Linked DNA regions of Homo sapiens: all the other regions are linked to region 3. Evidence: read pairs that join two places in POLR2A ChIA-PET (ENCODE). Cell type or tissue: MCF 10A. All regions are shown on one strand.

The links. Peaks named below come from ENCODE experiments on the same cell type or tissue, not always from the same donor. Only the 100,000 strongest peaks of a DNase experiment are listed, where the experiment ranks them.
Region 1: POLR2A ChIA-PET joins it to region 3 with 5 read pairs; 1 of 35 experiments calls an interaction of 5 or more read pairs at or near these places.
Region 2: POLR2A ChIA-PET joins it to region 3 with 6 read pairs; 3 of 35 experiments call an interaction of 5 or more read pairs at or near these places.

The regions. Positions count from the first base shown.
Region 1 is chr5:36,264,471-36,266,970 of GRCh38, reverse strand. It overlaps RANBP3L (RAN binding protein 3 like), which reads left to right. Exons shown (of 14, transcript NM_145000.5): 5 at 1,451-1,522; 6 at 1,873-2,012. All of the region lies in intron 1 of LOC124900962 (a long non-coding RNA gene), which reads right to left. Among named protein-coding and RNA genes, the nearest start is that of NADK2, 24 kb to the right of the region's middle. In MCF 10A, a CTCF peak has its summit at 1,350; a DNase peak (open chromatin) is centred at 1,330.
Region 2 is chr5:36,417,017-36,419,516 of GRCh38, reverse strand. No RefSeq gene overlaps it. Among named protein-coding and RNA genes, the nearest start is that of RANBP3L, 120 kb to the right of the region's middle. RefSeq lists a silencer at 1-10 and an enhancer at 788-1,987. In MCF 10A, no CTCF peak of the experiment used is centred here; a DNase peak (open chromatin) is centred at 1,136.
Region 3 is chr5:36,656,504-36,659,003 of GRCh38, reverse strand. All of the region lies in intron 3 of SLC1A3 (solute carrier family 1 member 3), which reads right to left. Among named protein-coding and RNA genes, the nearest start is that of SLC1A3, 51 kb to the right of the region's middle. In MCF 10A, no CTCF peak of the experiment used is centred here; a DNase peak (open chromatin) is centred at 1,263.

The sequences.
Region 1 (2,500 bases), 390 kb after region 3:
AGCGTGGCAAACATGGTGAAACCTGGTCTCTGCTAAAAATACAAAAATTAGCCGGGCATGGTGTTGCACGCCTGTAGTTCCAGCTACTTGGGGCGCTGAGGCAAGAGAATCGCTTGAACCCAGGAGGCAGAGGTTGCAGTGAGCCAAGGTCATGCCACTGCACTCCAGCTTGGATGACAGAGAGAGACTCAATCTCAAAGAAAAAAAAAAAAAGTGAGAGAGACATAGAAATAGAGATCCTAATCCCAGAGGCAAAGGTGTTCTGTTTTATTGTATTTATACATAAAACAAAGGAACGACTTTAAGTTATCTATGCACGTGCTTTAATTCATTTTTTACTGGACACTCACACAAAAAGAAAGATTATCATTCTGTTTTATGTTGTGCAGAATGTTAGTGGTGTTCAGCAGGAGAAAAATATGGCTCTTTTTTTGTTGATGTTCAATAATAAAGATCATAAAAAACATTAAATTGAACTCTGAAGTAGAGAAGGGATTCTACCCCAACATTTATAACACCTTAAAGAATACTTTGAAGAAGCAATTATTCTTTTCTCATTTTCATTAAATGCCAAAGGTTGCTGTTTCTGCAATTTGCAATGAAGAGGAGATCCCTTTGAAATGTATAGAAATTCTATACTCGGAGCCACCACCACAGTCTTACCCCACCAACATGTTTGTAGAAAAATAACTTAGCAGATTTGTCATCTTTACTTCTTTCTTCAGGTATACTCATTAAAAAGTCAGGGAGTGTGGGCAGACTTTGCTAACAGTTTTATAATATTCTATAAGAGCTATATATTAATGCCGGAGGGTTCATTACCAATTCAGATTTTGTAGTCTGTAGAATTTCTGACAGTGCACTATTTAAAGATTCAAAAAAAAGACTGCCTTTTCTGCTAGTCACCTAATTTTCACTTAGATATCTGAAAGTAAACAGAACTATGTAGCAGGACGCATCCGGCAATATCTTTTTTTTTTTTTTTTTTTTTTTGAAATGGAGTCTCGCTCCTGTCACACAGGCTGGAGTGCAGTGGTGCGATTTCAGCTCACTGCAACCTCCACCTCCTGGGTTCAAGAGATTCTCCTTCCTCAGCCTCCCGAGTAGCTGGGATTACAGGCACCTGCCACCACGCCCGGCTCATTATTTTTTGTATTTTTAGTAGAGACGGGGTTTCGCCATGTTGGCCAGGCTGGTCTCGAACTCCTGACCTCAGGTGATCCACCCGCCTTGGCCTCCCAAAGTGCTAGGATTACAGGCGCGAGCCACCGCGCCTGGCTGGCAATCCCATTTTTCGCAGAGCCAGTGCTCCAGAGGGCACTACCTACTACTCTGTTAGTGCCAATTGCGACATCTGCTGGTGAGTTCGGAATGGGATTGTTAAGCCCCAAATAGTGTAGAATCTGACACTCTTCTGTATTTAAAAAAATTTAAATATTTTTTCTTACAGTGAGGAAAAACAATGTTTTTATGACATCAGCTCTTGTGCAAAGTAGTGTTGATATAAAGAGTGCTGAACAAGGTATGTAGCTTCTATTTCAAGAACCTCAGAAATTGTATATTTTACCACCTATATTTTCATCTCCCTATATGTGTGCGTGTGTTGGGGGCATGGAGGTAGGTCAGAGTGACAAAACATGAAGAAATAATGCAAGTAAGCCAGGTTTCATGATCAAAATGAATAGTTATTGGGCAAAAGCTAGGCAGGGTGTGAATGTTGGGGAACTCAATGGTTATTTTGACTTGGATTAATTAACGCTAGTCCCTCATTTAAACATGACTTTAGAAAATAAGAATTATATTAATTAAAAATAGGGAGTAAAGGAATATTTCAGTAAACATATATTTATCCTTTAATTCTATTCTTTTAAGGTCCTGTGAAACATTCTAAACATGTTATTAGACCTGCTATTTTGCAGCTACCTCAAGCTCGAAGTTGTGCAAAAGTAAGAAAAACATTTGGACACAAGGCACTGGAATCTTGCAAGACTAAAGAAAAAACAAATAATAAGGTGAGAAAGCCCAGGATAACGGAACTGACCTCAATCCCTCATCTTTCTTTTTGCAGGTTGTTTGGGGCCCCCATATCCAGAAATAGGAGTTGTCTGAGCTTTGTTTTGTTGTTGGGCTAGATAGCATAAAGCCCTTGGTAAACTTTTCAAAGTTGTACTCTGACATTGGAGAGTTGTAGTCTCACAAATCTGTGGTCTCTCTAAAGTTGTAAAGTTGAGTACTGGGTAGTGGAAATCTGGGGGTCTTGTGCCAGAGCAATGACCCTGTGTGAGAATGGGGACAGCAATGAGGGAGCCAGGGGCCAGAGTCAGTAGTCAAAAAAGAGGCAGGGATTTTCTCTACATCGCCAACTGGTCAACATCACAGTGTATCGTTGCCAGTTTAGGTCATACCAGAGGTTCATTTCAGAGCCAAATTCCAGTATAACAGGAGCAGAGAACTCCCTATACAGTGTAGTTGGGAGGGTTTGGGAAGCCTCTAGAGACAG
Region 2 (2,500 bases), 240 kb after region 3:
ACCTGCCAAAACTTTTAAATTTATTCCACCTGTCTGTAGCTGAGTGCCCAGCCCTTAGCTGTCACCACTACCTGCTCATTTCCCCACAGGCCAATACGTTACATTGAAGCTAAAGGAAAACAATTTAAATTGGTAGGGCTGTTTGTTGTCCTGAGAATTAATTGAGATAATGCACCGAATGGGTTTGGCATGGTGTCTAGCACTTAGTAAACTCTGAAATGGTCACACTTTAAAAATAAATTGAGATGTAGGCTTCATATATAAAGTGCTAAAAGTCTTCACACCTTATCAAGTTAGAAGCAAAAAATCTTTTGCTATTAGATATCAAAACCCTAGTCTGCCATCCTAGACTCCCCCACACACTGGTTATTACAAGTTGTGGATTCACTTTAATATGGAGATTTCAGTCTGTATGCCCCTTGGTAGCACTGGAAAACAGAGAAGAGCAAGGGAAAATCAGAGGCAGAAAAGTTACTCCTGCCTTTTGGCTTTTTTCTCTCTATTCAACAGTGTCACCTCTACCCACGTAGTGCCCAAATTACTAAGAAACTGGCAATGGTGTAAGTTGAGACATTGACTCTGGTTTGGGACAAAGCAGTCTCCAGGTTTGCCACATGCTGCCTGTGGCACATCCCACATCAACAGGGTAAAAACCAACCTGCATTATAGCATAGTGGCTTCAAGTCTAGATCTTTCTTCATGTGAAAATAGTGATGATTCAAACAATAATGATGGCAATAGTACTCATTTCACAGGGTTGTTTTAAGGAGTAAATGCAGTAATACCTGTAAAGTGTTCAGCATACTCCCGGGCACTGGGAGCTATTATTAGGATCTGAAAAGTAGGACTTATGAAACTTTATTCGTTTATCATACACTAATCAGGTGCCTTTTGTCTCTCTCTCTGCCAGGCATGGTGCTAGAAAGAAGGGAAGACTGGGCCTTTGAGTAGTTTATGGCCTAAGAGATAACAACTTAGGATAGGACAAAAGACAGAGGACATGGTTGTATCTTCATGAGCCACCATCCAAAGGCAATGGGAGTGTGCCTGGCCTATGGGAATTTTGTGTTTTGCACAATTGTACACGGATCATGTTGCTACCTGTACTATAGCTTGAACTTTGCCTTCCATGTGGAGCCAAGTGGGATCAACAATTGAGTAATTTCGACGAAGCTATGACTCACAGAATGAAAGGAATCGAGCTCATTTACTTCATTCCTTGCACTAGTCCTCAGGAAGGTCAATGCCCAAATTATCCAAAATATCTAGGGCTGTCTTTTTCTTCCCAGGGCTGTCTGTGGTGGAGACTTAACTGTTCTCTCTGGAAAGCCACTTGTTTAAGAGCCTCCAATCAAGGGTACTTCTTTCTCATAAATAATCTCATTTTCCTGAAGTGAATCAAGCACATTTTCTCTTAATGAAGGGAAGTGAGCCAGGCAGAGTTTCTATAGGTCACAGGTAGCTCAGCACCCTTCCCACTCCTGCTGGTATTCATCCTCAAGAGCAGCTCATGGCCTTATCACTTTCTCTTTGAGGGAGGCATTAGAGTGCCATTCTGCTGCATTCCACAGGGAGAATATTCAGGGAAGCCCTTCCTGAGAATTTGGTTAAAGGTTAAAGCTTAGTTAACCTGGAAACACCCTATTGTTTTTCAAGAAGTCTCACTAACTTTTCACTACCTGGGGCGAGGGCGGGGGTGGAATCTGGGGAATCTGATTTCCTTTTTCCATTGGTTTCTATGACATAATTAGGGCAGCATCTGCAGGGGCACGGATCCGCAAGGTTAAGGAACCCCTCACTCATCTGTCTCTATCTTAGCCAGGGAGCATGCATACTTCTTGAGAGGGGGAGATCGCTCCTTCCAATAGATATTGTTTCACTTACCACCTACAGTTTTTTAAAGCATTAAACAAAATATTACAAATAAGGAAGCTAGGACATAGTACGCTTCAAGTAAATATTAATTCCTTTTCTTCTAGGTTGGAAAGTTCTTCCCTAAACTGATCTGAATTCAACCTCTGTCTTGCACTCAGATTTTTTCTCACTTCACCTTCTGAGTCAGCATGAGGCAAGCACACTTCTCTACATGACAACTCTTGACGTGTTTGAGATAGCTGCCTTCAGTCTCTCCACCATCTCCAGCCATATTTCATGCTCCTCGCTGTCACTATCTCAAGCACAGCCTGTTCTGAAAAGCCCAGCTAAAATAGACCCTCCTTTGCAGTTATTCTATCAATTACCTTGTTTGTTTTCTTCAAGCACTTTCCACCATCTGAAATTTTCTTGTTCATGTATTTGCTTATTTCTTTATTGTTGATGATAATAGGCTCTTTGAAGGCAGAGATCTTGTGTGTTTTATTCACTACTGGCTTTTGTGCCTTAAACTGTGACTGGAAAGCACTCAACAAATATTGGTTAGTTATTCGTTGAATGAGTAAATAAACAAGTCTGAAACCAAAGTCTTTCAGCCATTCCTTATAAAATTGGACTGTATTCTATT
Region 3 (2,500 bases):
CAGTAAAAAAAAAAATGGGTAGGTTGTAAAGTGCCACAGTCATGGTGAGTGGCTACTGTCACAGCCCTGGGACCTGCACTGGAGTTAGTTTGACATCTCTCATTGAACTGGAGAGTCATAACATAGTGGCTTTATTCAGAAAATGACATACTAATGGATGTCTTAAGTCAAAGAAGAAAGAAAAAAACCTCAACCATGGATAATTACACATTGCAAAGGCCATGGGTAATCCCTAGAATGCCCAGGCCAGTTGGTGAAGCTGCAGCATTTCTCCCCCAACTCTGTTTAGAGTGTCAGTTACCAAACTTTCTCTGAGTCCCACCACAATGGTGCTCACAATCTTCTAAGGTAAGTCTTCACCATGGGCAGCTTTGATTAAACAAACAAACAAAAAAAACTGCTTAGAAATCTAAAATCTCATTCCTTTTAACCCTTTCCCTTTGAGATAAATTTTTGCTTCTGGAGGAACCCAAAGCAAGTCTGAGATACGTTTACCAGGGGACTTCGGTCTTCTTTTCTATAGACTCAATATGCATCATTTCTCCAACAGATCCTCATATATCATTATTTTTTTTCAGATGCTCACCAACCTGTAATGCCTCCCACTGCCTACCAGTCAATGTCCTCACGCTCTGGCCCAAACCTTCTTTTTTCAGCTTCATTTCCTACGCAGGCCTACCCTATTCTGCCAGGCAACCCAGACTTCTCAGCATTCCCTAGACATGCCTTGGGTTTTCCTGTCTCTGTCTCTTTGCTCTTAAGGCTTCTTCTGCTCTCGTCCTCATTTCCTGTGGAAATCTGACCACTAGCCCAGCCCCTGAATTCCCACAACCCTTTCTTTGTGCTTCTTGGTTTCGTGGGGCGCTTTGTTTTATAGTCATGCGTGTACCTGTCTGACTCTCTATTTAAATTTTCAACTCCTTGAGCCTAGAGACTGGCAAAGTCTCTTTGTGTCTTTATTGCCTGCCCTGGTTAGCACATTGCCTGCCCAAAACAGGAGTCTAATAAATGTGTCTTGGATTGGATTCAACACCCTCTTAGTAGCTACTCTGCTTTGTCAAAGCCTCTCCTGAATGTGCTCAGAACCAAACAAATTATTCCCAATGCAGTGCGGTCAGCGCAGAGTACAGTGACTATTAATATTTCTACTGAGGAAGCACACGGCTACATTCATTCTTTTTTAGCCACCACTTCCTACTGTTGGTTCACATTAAGCCTTTAGTCACATGAACTGCTGCCAAGCTCAGTTGTTCCCCATCCTGTAATTGCGCAATTGCCTTTTGAATCTAAAAGCAGAAATGTACACTTATTCCTTGCTCAACTTCATCATGTTGGTTTCCATCCAGCATTGCAGCCTATTGAAATCATTATGAATCATGATCACAGGCATATGCAGTGGAAGCCATCCTTTTTGGGCTTATGTCGTATGAAAACACTATGTAGATGACTTCTATGTTGTTGAGTCGTTGATTAAAGTATGGAACAGGGCAGGGTTTTTTTAGAAAAGTACATAAGGGTGCTTCACCAGGTATCTTTGCAGGTTGACATGGAGCCTTAAACACTCATTAAGTCTAGATATTCAGCCAGATTCAAAGACACTTCGTGATTTTTATCAGGTCCTATTTTATTACTAAAGGTATTAGGGAAGATTCAGAATTTTTCAGAATAACCAAAACAAATTGTTTCAGGAATTCCACAACCAAAAAGTGATTATAGAAAGGGAGCACTTTTTAAACAAAAAAATTCCCTATAGCACATGAAGCTATTACAAGATGTTTTGTGGGAATACTGTTAGCCTGACTTTGTAACTTCAGGAATTACTGTTTTCCTAAAAGAATCAGTAGTATCAATCTAGAGAAGTATAAGCTAATAAATATCCTTCCCCTCTAGATAGGAATGTCATATCATTTGGGCAGAGATGTAAATGCATCAAGGATCAATACAAACAGAAGTTATTCATATGCAAAAGAAATAACAGCATAATTATTTTAGGCTTCAGAAAAGTTAATTGGATAATTCATTAGCAAAAATTTCTGGTTGTGCTACAATGATTATTAAAAAGTCCATTCTTTTAAAGTATATGCCTTAAGTTCAACTTCACTTTTATTCATTCTGGAATAACATATCAGTGATTTTCCAGGTCACAGCCCTTGAAGTATAGTAATACACGATGGTTTACATTGATTACTATATGCCCAGTGACTAACACTGCAGGAACTCAGTATAGCTTTGTTGAATGAATGATGAATGACAAATTCTGCAAATTCAGCAGGTGAGAATAATTAAGCAACTATACTCAATCTACAAATCAATGACATAATTTTGTAACATACTATAGCAAGAGTTCATCACTGCAACCAGGGCTGCAATGCAAATGTACAAATAGTAGCTCCTCTTCTCAAGGAGTTCTTTTGTTGCTAGACAAGTCAGATTCTCACTGACCAATTAGACAGTCATAGTCTCACCAAATAATAGAATGTTCAACCACACATGATGTAAA